2 separate regions of the Homo sapiens genome follow, and region 1 is linked to region 2. The links are chromatin loops, found by intact Hi-C in ENCODE. Cell type or tissue: ovary. All regions are shown on one strand. Region 1 overlaps ADGRB2 (adhesion G protein-coupled receptor B2). Region 2 holds the start of LOC101929444 (a long non-coding RNA gene).

Region 1 (8,000 bases), 74 kb before region 2:
TCTCCGAGGAGGTCCAAGTTGAGTGGCATTTTGTCAGAGCCAGTGTAGTACAGTGGAAAGAGCACGGCCTCTGGAGTCAGGCAGGCCTGGGTTTGAATCCCACCTCAGCCTCTCTCTAGTATGAGACCTTGGAGCTTCCTTTCTCATTAGTAAAATGGGGGAAACCAGCCCTGATGAGGATGAAATGAGGTGATGCTGAGTGCACAGTGACTGGCATGTAGGAGTTGTTTAGTAAACGTTGCCTTATTCAGAACAGAATAGTTATGAGGTTATCAGGTGGTCAAGTGGGGAAGTGTGTCCCAGGCAGCACATCTGTTTGTGCCCATGACTGGCAGCCCGACGGGAAAGCTGATAGATTGCAGGACTGCAGGCCTTGGGGCACCTGGCCCACAAGCCGCTGAGCTCACTGGGTGGAACACTCAGGAGTTCTTGGGGGTACTCACGTCCCTTCTGGGGGCCCCTCCTTGTCCTCTTGGACCCTGCCTGGCTCAGCTTCCTCTTGGATTGCCCTGTTTTGGCCTCAGGGCTGGCTGGGGCCTGCACACAGTGTGTGCTGACTAAGTGTTTGTTTCAGTAAATGACACCTCTGCTCTTATCTGTCTTCTTCCCCCTCCAGGGAGAACCAGCCTTCCCCTGTGTGGGAATGAATTGCTGGCCTCTCCTCTCCTCTGAGTGGGATGGGTGGGAATGGAGGGGCAGGCAGGCAGTGTAGGGCCTGGCTGTGTGGCCTTGGGCTTGTACCTTCCCCTCTCTGGCCCAGCTCAGGAGGCCGGAAAAGGGATCCAAAAACTGAACCTCGGACATGTTCTGATTTTCAAATAGGGTGAATTCTGGAAACCACTGACCCCAACCCACTCCCGCTTCGCCCTGCCCCTCCTGTTACATTGTGGGGCTGGCCAGCAGATGGTCTGTGAGTGGTTAGAAGAGGAGCAGGGACCACAGGAAACAGTGTGAGACCCCGACAAGCAGGTCAGGCTGGTCTCTCACGTGTCCGCATTTGGTGGGCACTGGATGCCAGACTGGTAGATGCCCCAGACACGACGATGGGCAGGAAGCCCACACAGGAGCTGGATGGGAGGACTCTCAGCTGGATTTGCACCTCCAAAGTGTTTGTGAATAAATAGGGGCCAGGAGCTCTGTCTTTGAGCCTGTCTTAGTGGTCCCTTTGGTGCAGGCTGGCATATCAAATCTGAATGCTGGTGCTGTGGGACGGAGCTGATACTTTGCATGGGGAGTCAAGATTACAAATGACCATTCCTCGTGAGCCCCATTGTGGGGGAAGCTGGGAACAATGTATTCATTGGTGCTTATTTCTTGGTATTTCGCTGGGCTGAGTTTTGTGCTGGCATTCCCTGGGGGTCAAGGAGAGGACTCACAGCCTTCCCTCAACGGGCTTATGGTAGAGAGTTGGGGGTATTTCTGACAGTCAGAAGATGGACCCATCTGTGATGAAAGGGCACATAGAAGAGGGGGTGGCCAACTCTGCCTGGGGAGTTGACAATATGGAAGTTTCCATAGATGAGAGGTCATTTGAGGTGGGTTTTGAAGGTCAAGTAGGAGTTTTCTAGGCAAAGAGGGTGGGGAAACAAGCAAGTAGAGATTTGAGAGTAGATGGTGGGCTTCTTGGACATGCTGAATTTGATGGTCAGGAGAACTGCTCAGGAGGCAGGAGGATATCCAGGAATGGAGCACAGGAGAGGCAGGGCCTGGGGATGATGATTTGGGAGCATTGGTTCAGAGGGGGTTAATTAAGCCTGGTGGGGAGCACGTGCAGTGAAAACAGGACAAAGCATGGACTCCTGATATGGGAAACAGCAGGAAAATAGACCCCTCAAGGAGATGGGGACAGAGTAGCTAGAGAGGTGGGAAACCAGGAGAGTGCTTCAAGGGAGGACGAGTCAGCAGGACCAAATGCTGCTGAGGGGTCAAGTGAGACCAGGTCTGCAAAGTATCCACAGGATTTAGCAACAAGGAGGACACTGATGACTTTATCAAGAGCACGTTCAGCAGAGAGATGTGGGCAGAAGCCAGACTGCAGTGGATTAACAGGGGAGGTGATATTTGAGCCAGGAAGTGAGTGTCAGGTGAAAAACCAGAGTGCTGGCTGCAGAGCAGTCACTGACGGAGGAGGGAAACAGAGGGTCAGAGGAGGGCCTCTCCGAGAGCGAAGGAGGCCTGGATCTGTTCCTGGGCTGCCGCAAGGGGAGAATGCTGACAGGGTGCCGATGAGAAGGGATAATGGGTGGAGCCCTCCTGAGAAGGCTGGAGGAGGGGGATGCAGGCCCAGGCCACGGGGCTGGCCTTTGTGGGGAGAAGGGCTGCAGGGAAGTTGGTAGTTGGAGAGGCTGGGCAAGAAGCTGGGGGCTCCCGATGTTGAGGTCATCGCTGAGAGAGTGGGCAGAGATGAGCTTGAGGAGAGAGGACAAGGTGCAGTATGGCCACAGCGGGGAATGAGGAAGGAACAGAGCCAAGAAGGGCCACTGAGAAGTCCCGGGCGCCCAGCGGATGTGGAGCCCCTGAAGCTGTCATGGTGCCAGTTGGCACAGCCATAGATTTCTTCAGCAGCCTGGGGGTGGGCGTGGAGAGGGTAGCTTGTCACAAGGCTCCAGGGCTGGGGGAGGGGATCGAGGAGCTGGCACGCCTGGCCCTGCCACCTCCTCTGTGGTCCCAAGAGAGGCAGGGGCCAAGTGGAACTGCAGATGCTATTCAGAGGGAGTAGGCTCGGGTGGCACATGAGGGGCTGGAAGGGGTGGAGGCTGTGAAGAGAAGGGAGATGATAAAAATAAACGAGAATGACTGTCTTCTGAGCACTTGCCGTGTGCCAAGCAGGGTGCTGAGGGTTTCAAGGCCCTCCTGGCAGGGGGTCCTCACGTGAGTCCTGGGGGCGGAGTATAATGAATGTTGTTCTCCAGAGGATAAAGCAGGGTCAGAGAGGTGAAGAGACATGCCCGAGGCCACACAGCTGGTCAATGTCCACACCCCATTTGGGATCCAGGGTTAATTCACTCCAAAGCTCTTCTGGGAGTCCAGGTTTCAGAGATGGAGAAATTTCAGGGATCATGTGGATCAGGCCCTGGGGCTGGTGACTGACGTGGAGGGAAAGGCCCCAGAGTGGATGAGACCAGAGGCTGGGCTGGGTGGCAGTTCTGAGCCCCCAGCAGCAGATTTGCTCAGGGTGGCTGCTCCTCATGCTTGGTGAGAAAGAGCTTCCTCTCAGCTGCAGAGCCCGGGCTGGGCAGCAGGGGGCAGGAAGAGGCAGCCCTGGTGGGTCCCTTCACACTCAGCGTGCCTGTCCAGTACTGCTGGCTTTTAGAGATAGGAAGGAGCCTGGAGGTGGGGGAGAGGAGCACCTAATAGTCTGGGGATAGCATGGGGTGAGCCCATCCTCAAAGGCTCTTCCAGTCCCACCTGCTCATGCAGAGGCTGCTGGGCCTTTCCCTTCTGTGCCCATGTCTGCCCCTCCCTGACACCCCATTGTGGGAGAGGGCCCTGATGAGCTCATGTCTGTGCAGGAGGGCCAGGCTTTGGAGAATGGAAGCCACCAGGGCTGGTAGTGCTTCCAAGGCCTAGCCCAGACACATAAATCAGGGCAGCTGAGAGCCTGGTGGGGCCAGGGTCAAGGTAGCCTGGCCTCCTCGAGCACCTGCTGTTCTCCTGGCCTCAGGGCCAGCAGGAGAAAGGTCTGTTGGATGTGGGCACTTGTCCTAGGCCCCTTGGGTCTCAGAGGAGTGGCATTCTGACCTGTGCCTCCAGGTCACAGTCCAGTGCTGCTTGGGGAGCATGAACTGTATCTCAGAGATAGGCTCGGGGCCAGGGTTGCAGCAGCTCAGCTTGGATGTTTTTTCAGCCCCTAGGAGTCAGTACAATGGAGGAGCAAATGCAGCTGTGTGCTCTTGGACAAGGCACTTCCCCTGTCTAGCCCTCAGTTTCCTCATCTGTAAACAGAGATGATGGTTCTTCTTTCCAGTGAGAGGACTAAAGGAGAGGGTTATGGGCCGCACTTGGCACAGAAGCATTCCCAGAGCTCTTTCATATGGGCAGCCATGCCCCTTAAATCTCCCCCACATCTGGCTGAGGCAAGAGGTGGAAAAGATGACTGTGAGGTCAGGGCCTAGTCCTGTGTAGCCTTCTGAACCTCAGTTTCCTTGTCTGTGAAATAGTGGTGGTGGGGCAGAGGGCAGAATGTGATCCTGAGAGAGCATCATGCAGTTGGTTCCAGGCCCTCAGGCGGAGGGCAAGGAAGGCTGCCTTCACTGTGCCACTGTAACAGAACCTAGCTGGCCTTTGCTGAGCCCCTGCCACCACCTCCGTGTTCCAGGTGAGGAGCCGGAAGAGGAACCGAAAGTGAAAACCCAGTGGCCGAGGTCTGCAGATGAGCCTGGGCTATACATGGCGCAGACAGGTAACTCGGGCCCGCCTCCCTTCCTCTGCGGCGGGGGCCCGACTGTGTGCGTCTGGTGGTGTGTGTGCTTGGTGTGTGCCTGTCTGTCTCTGTCCTGCAGTTCAGTCGCGTCTGTGCCACATGAAGCTTGTGGGAAGGGCTGGGTGGCCTCCTGAAGAGCCTGTTACTTGGGGTCAGGGTAGGAGGAGCCCTCTGATGCCTGCCCCCACCTTACTGCCACTCCCCCTATCCCTATGAGACTGAGTGCTTGGGAGGTGCCCCCTGCCGCCGACGCTGTCCCTCTCTCGTAGGCGACCCGGCGGCTGAGGAGTGGTCCCCGTGGAGCGTGTGTTCCCTGACGTGTGGGCAGGGTCTGCAGGTGCGGACCCGCTCCTGTGTGTCCTCCCCCTATGGGACCCTGTGCAGCGGGCCCCTGCGGGAGACCAGGCCCTGCAACAATTCAGCCACCTGCCCAGGTAGGCCCATCCTCCTCCCCACCCCACCTGCCTGCAGGGTTAGGTCCTGCCTGGGACTTGGGCAGATTAATCTCCAAAATGGTTGGTTGCCTCCTCCTTTCATTCAACAAATGTGGCTGTTCCCCACACCATGCCCAACTCTGCGTACCATGCCAGCCCGGTGCAGGGCACTGGGGGCACAGATGGATCAGACCAGGGCCCATGCTACTGGGCCCGGTTCTGGGCACATCATTCCCCCAGTGCCTGCATCCTGGTAACCAAGGCTCGTGTTTTTACCCACTCCGCTCTGGCCATATCAGTAGCTTGCGCACTTTCCCACCTCCCTGCATTTGCTGATTCTTGTCCTATCCTTTCTCCCTGACCTTGGCTATTCAAATTCAGCCTGTCTTTCAAGATCTAAGACAAACGCCACTTCCCTGACCTTCCCCTCCTTCCTTTGGACACCCCCTCTCAAGGGAGCCTCCCCTAAGCCTCCCTCAGTTGAGTGTGTAGTTGTTAAGGAAATGCATGTGCTTGCTTGAGACGGCAAGGGCAGGGTAGCCTCAGCCAGTCCTGCTCCTTGCTCCCTGAGTGGGTGAAGTGAGGCCTAGGCCATGCCAGTGGTGCTGTGGATTTAGAGCAGGGCCTACCTGGGAAGGGCTCTTGGTACCTGGGGGTATGGCAGGAGTTTGCAAAGGCCTGGGGCAAAGCTGTGTTCCAGCGTGTGAGCTCGGTGTGTCGGTGTCCATGTAGAGGTTCATGTTTATTTGTGTGTCTGTGCGCTTGGGGCTGGGAAGGGCGCTTCTCTTGCCCCCGGACTGCTGTGTTGTATTCAGGCTCTGGGTCTAGGGGTGGGTGGGATGGGGAGGGGTGGAATGGCGTGGGTCCTGGGTCCTTTCCTGAATTTTCCTGTGCCCTCAGGAGAGGAGGACCCCTGGTTCCCCTCCTGTTGGTCCTGGCCCCCTTGTCCAGGCGTCCACAGGGGCTGTCCTATGTGAATTAGGACCGGAAGCCTGTGTCTTGCACATCCCTTCAAAGGGTCGCGCCTTGGTGGGGCCCTGGGAGATCCCCCTGGCAACAGATCCCGGGGCAGAGCCAATGAGGAGCAGCCGCAGAGCTGCGGAGCTCCTGATTGGTGGGCGGATGGGCAGGCGCCGGTGGTGGGCGGGGCCATGGTGCCGCCCAGCCACCGGCCACGTGCTTCCTTGCAGTGCACGGCGTGTGGGAGGAGTGGGGGTCCTGGAGCCTGTGCTCCCGCAGCTGCGGGCGGGGGTCCCGGAGCCGGATGCGGACCTGCGTGCCCCCCCAGCACGGCGGCAAGGCCTGCGAGGGTCCTGAGCTGCAGACTAAGCTCTGCAGTATGGCTGCCTGCCCGGGTCAGTAGCACCCGTGGGCTTCCATGAGGGCGCTGCCCAGCCCGGTGGGGGGTCGGGAGACCTGGGGAGGCAGTCAGGTCCAGTGACCTGCCCCTGGGGGCCCCTTAAACTTTGACCAAGCATGGGGAGACTGGAGAAGTATGCCTGCCTGTGTGCGAGGTGACCCCCTAGCCCTGACTTGACCCCTAGCCCTGACATGAGTTAGTACCCTGTGACGCCATCAAGAGGGGACAGCTCTTTCTCCAAGCCCTGGGCTGCCCTTGCATTTTGGTGCATGGCCAGCTGGACTGTGAGAGGACACAAAGCTGGGCTGAAGTGCTGGCAAAGATCAGAAGACACCCCTGCAGCCCCTTCCCTTAGCCAGAAGTGAGTTGTGCCTTGTGCTAAGAGGAGAGGTGTCCTGTATTTCTGGAGCTGGTGGCAGGCAGGCAGCATGAGGCCCAGGCACCACCTGCTCACTCCAGCCTTCCTCATAACCCCCTCCCCTCCCCACTCCAGTGGGTCTGGCCTGGCTCAAATCTGAATGCCTAGCAGGCTCTGGGTCTTCCTGTGGTTCTCCACACCACCAGCCCTCACACATCCTGCTCAACAGCCACCCCTGCTTGTGTCTCCCCATGCAGTGGAAGGCCAGTGGTTAGAATGGGGTCCCTGGGGCCCATGCTCCACGTCCTGTGCCAATGGGACCCAACAGCGCAGCCGGAAGTGCAGCGTGGCGGGCCCAGCCTGGGCCACATGCACGGGTGCCCTCACTGACACCCGGGAGTGCAGCAACCTCGAGTGCCCGGGTGAGTGCTTGGCACAGTGGTGGCAAGTTGCAGCTCTGACCATGGGGGTACCTGGGCCCACTCATATGCCTCACCTCTCCCACAGCCACTGATAGCAAGTGGGGGCCATGGAATGCGTGGAGCCTGTGCTCTAAGACGTGTGACACAGGCTGGCAGCGCCGCTTCCGCATGTGCCAGGCCACGGGCACGCAGGGCTACCCCTGCGAGGGCACCGGAGAGGAGGTGAAGCCTTGTAGTGAGAAGAGGTGTCCAGGTACTGCCCTAATGACCCTGGGGGCTGGGGGCCCCATGTGTGGACCCAGCTGAACCTTACCCCTGCACCCACAGCCTTCCATGAGATGTGCAGGGATGAGTACGTGATGCTGATGACGTGGAAGAAGGCAGCTGCTGGCGAGATCATCTACAACAAGTGCCCCCCGAATGCCTCAGGTAAGGGGCAGGTGGCTTTCCCCACCACCACCACCCCTGCCATTCTCATTGCCCCCTTCTGCGCCCCCAGCCTCTCTGAGATACGGAGGAGTGTGGGTGAGAGCTCGGCCCCCATGCCCAGACCTCTGTCCTATTGCCCTGCAGGGTCTGCCAGCCGCCGCTGTCTCCTCAGTGCCCAAGGCGTGGCGTACTGGGGGCTGCCCAGCTTTGCTCGCTGCATCTCCCATGAGTACCGCTACCTGTATCTGTCAGTGAGTGCACCCTGCTGGGCTGGGGCACAGCAGAATCTGTCTCAGACTCTGCTAGGGGGTGGAGGGAGCGTGATTCTCGCTCGTTCCCACGTGCCTTGGCATATGCTGTGCCCACTTCTGCCTGGCTGTGCCTCTCCTTGTCTGGCAAGCTCCTACTCATACCTCAAGGCCTGACTCTCAAGTGTCTTCTTTTATCCCTGGTGCCTACCTCTGCGCTCCTGCAGAATGAGCTCCTCAGTCATTAGGTGCTCATCCAAGTGTCTGTGTGTGCTGCTAGACTGGGGCCTCCTTGAATTTATTTTTGTGTCCCCAGCATCCAGCCC
Region 2 (8,000 bases):
AGTTTGCAGGGAATACGCATTCCAAGCATCTGTCTAAGAGGGCCTAGCTGATGCCTGGCTTGTAACAGGCCCCCAGGCAACATTTGCTGAATGAGTGCTTAAAGGAATCCTGTGAAGGTGCCCACATGGCAGATGCTGTCGGCAGAACCCAGCCCTGAAGCCTGCCCGCAGCAGCTGGCAATGAGACCCCGTAGCACCCGGGTCACCCTGCGGCAGAGCCCAGCAGCTTCCAAAGCAAAGCAGAGGGGGTGAAAGTGCAGTGGTGGGGGGCTGTGAGATTGGGTGTGGCCTGGAAGAAAGCTTCAGCTGTTCTCTAGTCAATCCAGAAAGAATCCAGGGAGGAGATGGATTTGAGAAGCACTTCTGGTAGTCTAAGAAAGGGGACTTCGGACCTGGTCAGAGGGTCGGCCTGTGCCAGGGCCTGTACACAGCCTTAATGCTCTACCAGAGGGCTGTGGCCTGGGCCGGCTTCCCAAACTGAGCAGAAGTTCCTATTGGAATCAAGAGTCACATAGCCCATCTTTGCTTAGTCACCTCTAGAAACGAGAGCACAGTAATTCCCCAGGTTGCCTTCAGGTTTTTGAAGGAGGCCCTTATGTTCCTGGACTTTCTCTCCTCTAGCCCAGCATCCTCAGGGGTCTTTCCCATGTGTTGGCCTCCAGAGCCCCCCCTCATCCTGGCCACCCTCTTCTGACACTGGCTAATTAGTGCCCTGGACATCCCATGACCCCGATGGGCCTTGGTCAGGGCAGAGCATGGGGGCTGTCTACCCCTTCCCTGCTCTGAACGGCAGATTTCTCCAGAAGCAGCCAGAGGAGGTCGGGGTAACCTCTTGGCATCAGTTACATGTTGGATCACAGTGAGGTTGTGGCAACGAAACCCCCAGCTCTTCTCCCCTCTGCTTCTGTCAATGACTGGGCAGTGATCGTGTGACTCCAAATCCAGGATTTGACATTTCTCCTGTAACATTTCATCTGTTGGCTTCTTCATCAAGTGCTCTTCAGAGGATTCCAAATAGAAAGTGCGCATAGTGTGGAGAAGGGGTCAGATGGCACCCCGGGGCATGCTGACCCAGAGCCCCAGCCACCACCTGCACCCATAGTCCAGGAAGCCTGGGGAGAGAGCACTGGCTGTGGCCTAGGACAGGCCCACGCCAATCCAGGCTCCCACTTTCCTTAGACAAGTCACGCCGCCTCTCTTGAGTGGGCTTTCCCATCTCCACAATGCTTATAAGATTCCCTGTCTCACTGCGCCGTCAAGATGGCATGTGATAATGTGCAGGGCTTATTATGTACAATGCCCAGCGTCATGGGTGCTGAGTAAATGCCAGTCGTTATTACTGGGCTTGGTGGTGAGCAGTGAAAGTGAGCAGGGGCTCCTGCCTGGGCATCTGTGGACACGACACTGGCCACAAACAGGCTCCGGGCTCCTGAGTCCTCAGAAATTGCAGGCTGGTTTTCACTAGTGGGTTTGATTTTTCTGAGAAAAGGACCCATAGCTTCCATCAAACTCTCAGAGGGGTCTGTGACCCAAAGAAGGTTAAAGCCCTTCCTGTGGGGAAGACAATTCTGGTGGCGCGATCCGAGCCAGGAGCCTGTGAGCAATCTGAGATCTGTCCCAGGGGCTCCTGGGAAGGGCCTGGCTCCTCCCGCAGCTGTTCCTTTGCTCCCTTGGGCAGAGAAGCTGGCGTTCGGAGCCAGCCTTTCCAGCCTCACTCCTCGTGGCTTGTCCTCGCAGTGGGTGCAGGTTGCAGGAACAGCCGGGACAGATGGTCCCTCTGCGGGCCCCTCGCCTCCACCCACATGCCTGTCTGGAAAGTGGCTTTGGCTTAGCTGTACCAGAGCTTCTTCCTGGAGGAAACTCAAAGCCAATTGTTGGGAGTGGGTCCCCCGAGGATGGAGCAAAGCTGCCGCAGGGATGCGGCTGGGGAGGGAGGGAGTGTGGGAGGAGGGAAGACGGCAGGGCAGGGAGCCCTGGCTCTGGGTTCTCACTGGGGCTCCCCAGTTGGCCCATCCTGCCCATCTCTAACCCAGGCCCCACTCCTCTCCCCACTCCCTGATCAGAGTATCTGCGGGGACTGTGTCCAGGGGCAGAGGGCCCACCCAGGGTACCTCGTGGAGAAGGGAGAGAAGGGAGACCAGGGCATCCCTGGTGTGCCAGGCCTCGACAACTGCGCCCAGGTAAGGGACTGGGCTTGGGGCTGCCCTATGCAGGAGGGTTCCCTGGCTGCCTCATCAGACAATGTGCCTCTCATTGTCCCTTGCAGTGCTTTTTGTCACTGGAGCGCCCAAGAGCCGAGGAGGCCCGGGTGAGTGCCTCGCCTTATCTCCCCCGATCATGCCCCATGCCCCACAGGGACAGGCCCTGACTGCTCACTATCACCGTCTCCATCCTTCTCCAGGGTGACAACAGTGAGGGAGATCCTGGCTGTGTTGGGAGCCCAGGCCTACCTGGTCCTCCGGGATTGCCAGGCCAGAGAGGAGAAGAGGTAAGACCAGGGATGGGGATTCATCCTCAAGGGAGCTGGGGCCCTGTCTGCCTTTGAGACCTCTTGGGGGCCTCCGAGGCCTCACCTGACTGATGCCCTTTACCACTCTGGGCTCATCTGCTCTCCTGGCACGTGGCTTCTCTGGGATACACAGGACCCAGCGTAGGACACACTCTTTCTCCCCAGTGCCCAGCTGCATCCTCTGCCTGCAACGCTCTTCTCCAGGGCTTATTCCTGCACTCCTTCAGCTCGGCTCAAATGTCTCCTTCTCAGAGAGACCTCCCCTGACCACCCTCTTTAAAATTGAACTCCACACCAACCCCAGAGCCTCCAGTCCCCTTGGCCTGCATCATACTCATCACCATCCAACATCCTGCCTATTTACTTCATTCAGGAACATTCTACAGGTGTCAGCTCAACACCAACTATGTGCCAGCTCCTGTTCTATTTGTTAGTGTCCGTCTCTCCCCTAGAATGTAACTGCTTTGAGGCAGGGGTTTTTATTTATTTTGTTTATGCTGTGATCCTAGCCCCTGGACTAATGCCTGGTACGTAATAGTTGCTTGTTAAATGTTTGTAGGATGACCGAATGGGCCAAATGAAAGATTGTTCGAACATCAGCTAAGTGGTCCTGCTTGGACAGCAGCCACCCTCTGTTGACCTTGGCCCTGGCAAGCTGGGAGGAAGGCTGCTGGAATCCCAGGGGCTCTATGGGGCCTGGGCCTCTTCATCCATTTCCCTTGGCTTCCTTTGCAGGGTCCGCCTGGCATGAGGGGCTCCCCGGGTCCTCCAGGCCCTATCGTAAGTATCAGTGGTGCCCTGGTCTGCTTGAGAAGCTCTCAAAGGGGTCATTACACTCAGACACCATCCCGCGGCCTTGTCCCCAAAAGGCTGGGCAAGGCAGGAGGAGGGAACTTCCACTGCCCTCCCCATCCCTCCGCAGAGCATCTGCAGGGACTGTGCTCTCCCACCACCGGATGCCCTGGAACCGCCCTGCTCTGCCTACTGCCTGCGGTCCTGCTTAGGGGAGGTCCTCAGAGGCACCTCTTTGCTTCCCTGTCCCCACCCTCTGCTGCGCTTTCCACAGTGGCCCCAGGCCGCCCTCGGCAGGGGGCCTAGGCTTCAGGCTCACAGCCTCCCAACCAGGGAAGCATGCGGCATGCTGGCCAGACCTCTCCATGCCCCTGTGACTCCAGTCCCCACAAGGGCTCGGGGCTAAGATGGAGCTGTCCTCCATTGCTCTGTAGGGCCATCTCTAGGGTAAATCTACAAAAACCAGACCAGGGTATCTACTCTGGAGTCCTCTGTGATGTTGACATGGCAGGAAAATAGAAGTGACTAGGAAAGATTGAAAGAACTGAAAATGCTTTCTCTGGAGAAGAAAATGGCTGGTGGGAGCTGTCTTAGAGCCAGGGAGCCCCCCACTCGGGGGACAGGTGGAGGTCGGGTGGCAGGCATGGTGGGCAAGGCTGAAAGAAATGGGCTTCTGCTGCAACCGGATCTTCAGTTAGACTCCGGAAGACTCAGGAAGCCCTCTGACTCTGGAGCCATTCCGCATCTCCGTCAACGGAGGAGCCATTCTTCCTGGAGCCAAGGGGAGGAACAGTTGTCTTTTGAGCCAAGACTTTCAAGGAGTCTCTTTTCCAGCTGCCTTGAAAATACTCCCATGACCTCCTCTCCCCATGACCCCCAAGCCCCAGACTGTGCCCTCCAGGCTGTCCCAGGGTTACTGTGCCTGTGAGATGTGACCTGCCTGTTTCTCCCACCAGGGCCCCCCAGGTTTTCCTGGTGCTGTTGGCTCCCCCGGATTGCCTGTAAGAACCTAGCGCTGCTCGACCTCCCCTCCCCCCCGTCAGCCAGGTCTCTGTGGCTTTTGCTTGTCTCCCTCCTGTCGTGCCTTCACCTCCGTCCTCCGTGTTTGTTGTCCCCCTTCAGGCACGGTAGCTAACGACACGGGTTCTCTGAGGTCCCGGCAGCTTGGACATCCTCCCAGTCTCTGACTCCTTTCCGTTTTCTCCTCTCCCTCCTCTCCTGCGTTCTTTCTCTCCTCTTCTCTCTCTTACCCCGTTCTGTCTTCCTTCTCCATTTCTCGCACCATCTTGCAGCACTCCCCCAAGTCCTCCTGAGCTCGTGAACCTTCCTCTTAAGCTGGTGCCTCTAGGGGGCCCCTCCATTCCTGCCTTCTCGCTCTGCCTCCTGCTTCTCACCACCTTCGGCGTTGCCTGAAGATTTGCTGAAAGTAGTTCTTGGGGCCCTGCCAGGCACCTGGCTCAGAGCCCAGCAGAGATGCCAAAGCTTTAGGGCTTCACATTGCAGGCTGGCACAGGTTTGCTGCCCTGCTGCTTGGCAGGGCTGTCCAGAGGCACCCAGGGATTTAAAGGCAGCCCTTCCTGCGCCTTTTCCGTCGTCCTAGAGGAAACTCTCAGCTGCCTCCTCTTCGCTTCCTCTTCCTTGGCTCCAGTCCCAGTCTGCTCCAAGGCGGGGCATGTGATATCAGCCAGTTGGGTTTCTGGGTGTCGTGCGGCCCTGCCCCTCTGTGCCCGGCACCTTGGCCGGCTCCTTCTGCCAGGTGTCGTTAATTGCTCTGCCTTCGTCATCGTCACAGGTGTGTTTACATCACCCCCAGCCTCATTGTTGCTCCCTCCTGGGTCACGGAAACTAACCTCCTGTTTGTCAGGTTTTGTGTTCCTGGGGCCTGGCTCCTCTCCTCCCAGGCCTGGTGATGGAGGCTCAGGGAGCAGGGCCCCTCCTCGTCACAGTTCCATCTGTCCCCACGTCCTCATCTGTGGCCGGGCCTTGTCTGTTTCTGCTTGCTTGGGTGAAGGGGCCATCTGTCCGTCTAGCCATCTGTCTTATGTCATGGAAAGGTTTGGGCGTCATCTCTTGAGGGGATGAGGGAGAAGGGGGCAGGAAAGGTGCCCTTAATGGCATGGCACCTGCAAAGGCTGGGGTAAGGAATTAGGGGTGGGGGCTGTAGCTCTCGTGGAAAGTGACATGCCCTCTCACCCTACAAAGTGACAGGGACTGCTCTGGAGGCAGCCTTCCTGTGTCTCTCCCCTGCCTCCCTCCAAGAAAGTGATTTTTGCTTGGGGTGGGGGACTTGGACAGGTAAGTGTTGGGTATCTGATGATATGATACACTTTGGTGGCAGCATCCATCTGGGGTACCTCTCCTGACAGTTGCCCCTCAGAATAAGCACACATCTGATCCATCACCTTCCTAAAGGTGTACGCCAGTCAGTTACCATGGCAGGGCATACCAGCGACGGGCACCTGAGAGATACCCTCCCAGAGTCACCTCTGCTGGAGGGCATATCTCTATAGTTATCTATCTTGAAGGGTATCCTCCTGAGAGGCACCCATATGTGGGGTTCACACCTCCACCAGTCATCCTGCTGGAGCACACCCATTACGGGTCACCTTCTAGGGACACTACGAGAGCCACTATGGCCTCCATATTTGCCTGGAGTGGGAACAGAAGGCAGTGGGGCAGGGGGAAGGAGTCAGGGGCTGGGTGGGGACCGCCGGCTCCTGCAGTTTCTCATGATTTTTCTCTCCAAGGGCCTTCAAGGAGAGCGAGGTCTCACGGGCCTGACTGGAGACAAGGGGGAGCCGGTAAGAAGAAGCTGGCAGGGGCTGGAAAGGGCTGGAAAGGGAGGAAGAGCTGGGGAGGCAGAGCTTGAGCTCTGAAGGGTGGCTGCTGAGTGGAAGCTGGGAGGTGGACTCCTTGAGACTCTCTGCCCTTCTGCCGGGATTCCCTCAGTGTGAGGTTTCCACACTCCCCCAGGAGCAAAGGAGGCCGATCTCCATGTGCCCTGACTCCCTGCCAGAAGCATGCACAGCCCCTGTCCTCCAGCAGCGTCCCTGGGGGCTCCCCTCCCTCCCTCGGCTGTTGTCACTCAGCATCCCAGCCCACCCCCTCTTCCCTGGTCCTCATGCCTGCTCTGGGCTCCCTGCTCCGGCTCAGCTCTCAGGGTCTGGGCCAGGCTGGGGTTCGCCTCCCCAGCCCAGGTCTGTGGTGGTGGTCACGACCGAGGGGACCTGGGGCTTGGGGAGATGGCCCAGTGTGCAATGCTGGGGCAGGCTGGCACCTGCTAGATGGCAGCCCCAGAGGTTTTAGCTTTGGCCATCCTCTTACCCAGCGAGGGGAGAACAGAAATGTTGGGGGGCTATCCATCATGTCTGCCTTTCTTTGCAGGGTCCTCCAGGGCAACCAGGTTACCCAGGTGCCACGGGCCCCCCAGGACTGCCTGTGAGTAAGGGGACCCTTGCTGGGGAGTGGGTGCCAGGTACCAGAGGTTTGGGCTGGTGGTCAGGACACAGCCAGGCTGGGCAACCCTCGGCGGGCTCCCCATTACCGGGCATTTCAGCCTCCTCCTTTGCCTAAAGTCCATGCAGCCCCCTCTCCCCACTGTAGGCCCCCTTGGCAGTGTGGATTGGTCCCACCACTCTGCTCAGGCCTGACTCTCAGAGCACTCTGCCAGGCCCAGACACAGCAAGAACTGAGATCTGCCTCCTGGGGGTGAGGGGTTTGGGAGATTGGAGAGACAGCTTAGAGGTGCCACCCCCACAGAAGCTGCTGGGTGGGTGTGTCCTCCTTTCCACTGGGGGCTTGGGGGGCACGGTGGCAGATGGGAGGCACGGCAGCTTTGGAGCACCCAGCGGTCCTCCCAGTGCCATTCCCCCAGAGCCAGTCTGGGTGCCAGCTGCAGTCTCCGCTCCTCGCATTAGTGCCGTGACGGACTAATTCTGTGGGGCTAATTCCACTGTCTCTTTGCCACTTGTCAGGGCATCAAGGGGGAGCGTGGCTACACCGGGTCAGCGGGAGAGAAAGGAGAGCCGGTGAGTCCCAGCGGCGTGGGGCTGGATGCAGGGCTGCACGTGGAGCCACACAGTCTCGGGCTGGAGACTTGGCAGCAGCCTGTGAAGGGGAGGATCGTGACCCCTGCTGCCCCCCTGCCCCCAAGCCTGCAGCACAGGCTGGGTGCTGTGGAGGTGGAGGCTGTGAGGAGAATCCCCGCAGGGCTGCCAAGGGGAGGGTGCCAGGAGGCAGCCGCAGAAGCACTCCTCCGCCTCCTACAAAGGAGGACCTGGGATTATAGACCCCCAGTGGACCCCAGCTCCCCAGAGCCACCCTCCAGAGCCAAGGCCTGCCAGGCCCCACGTTGAGCACAGGAGTTGGGCTGTGACCAGATGAGGACACTGGGGCCCCCAGAGTGACAAAGCTGAGACTCACCCAGGCTCCTGAAGCTAGTGAGTGAGGTAGTGGTGGAACCTGGGCTTGAACACACATCTATCTGGTGACAAACCTCACAAACCTCAGATCTAGGATCAGCCAAACTGGGACTGCAGCCTTACAGATTCACCAGTTTCAGTGAGGCCCCAGTGGGATTCAGCAAACTCCATCAGGCATTTACTCAGTAATAGATATTTCTCAGGGGCCTGTGGGGTGCCAGGCTCCCCTCTGAGGATGTCTCCATGAACAGAGCGCAGTTGCCCTCTTGCCCTGCCGT

What was found. Peaks named below come from ENCODE experiments on the same cell type or tissue, not always from the same donor. Only the 100,000 strongest peaks of a DNase experiment are listed, where the experiment ranks them.
Region 1: it touches region 2 in a loop (4-fold over the local background); 48 of 110 quality-filtered maps call a loop at or near these places.

Annotation. Positions count from the first base shown.
Region 1 is chr1:31,741,050-31,749,049 of GRCh38, reverse strand. It overlaps ADGRB2 (adhesion G protein-coupled receptor B2), which reads left to right. Exons shown (of 33, transcript NM_001364857.2): 5 at 4,319-4,402; 6 at 4,693-4,857; 7 at 6,048-6,212; 8 at 6,833-6,997; 9 at 7,083-7,250; 10 at 7,325-7,426; 11 at 7,571-7,677. Among named protein-coding and RNA genes, the nearest start is that of MIR4254, 14 kb to the left of the region's middle. RefSeq lists an enhancer at 4,232-4,281. In ovary, a CTCF peak has its summit at 3,260 (motif pointing right); a DNase peak (open chromatin) is centred at 3,239.
Region 2 is chr1:31,666,904-31,674,903 of GRCh38, reverse strand. It overlaps COL16A1 (collagen type XVI alpha 1 chain), which reads left to right. Exons shown (of 71, transcript NM_001856.4): 45 at 2,064-2,180; 46 at 2,267-2,308; 47 at 2,402-2,488; 48 at 3,245-3,289; 49 at 4,258-4,302; 50 at 6,049-6,102; 51 at 6,686-6,739; 52 at 7,276-7,329. LOC101929444 (a long non-coding RNA gene) reads right to left here and starts at 5,100. Exons shown (of 2, transcript XR_001737631.2): 1 at 4,552-5,100; 2 at 3,837-4,072. RefSeq lists an enhancer at 6,947-7,484. In ovary, no CTCF peak of the experiment used is centred here; DNase peaks (open chromatin) are centred at 1,676, 4,068, 4,349 and 4,943; H3K27ac peaks cover 3,702 bases.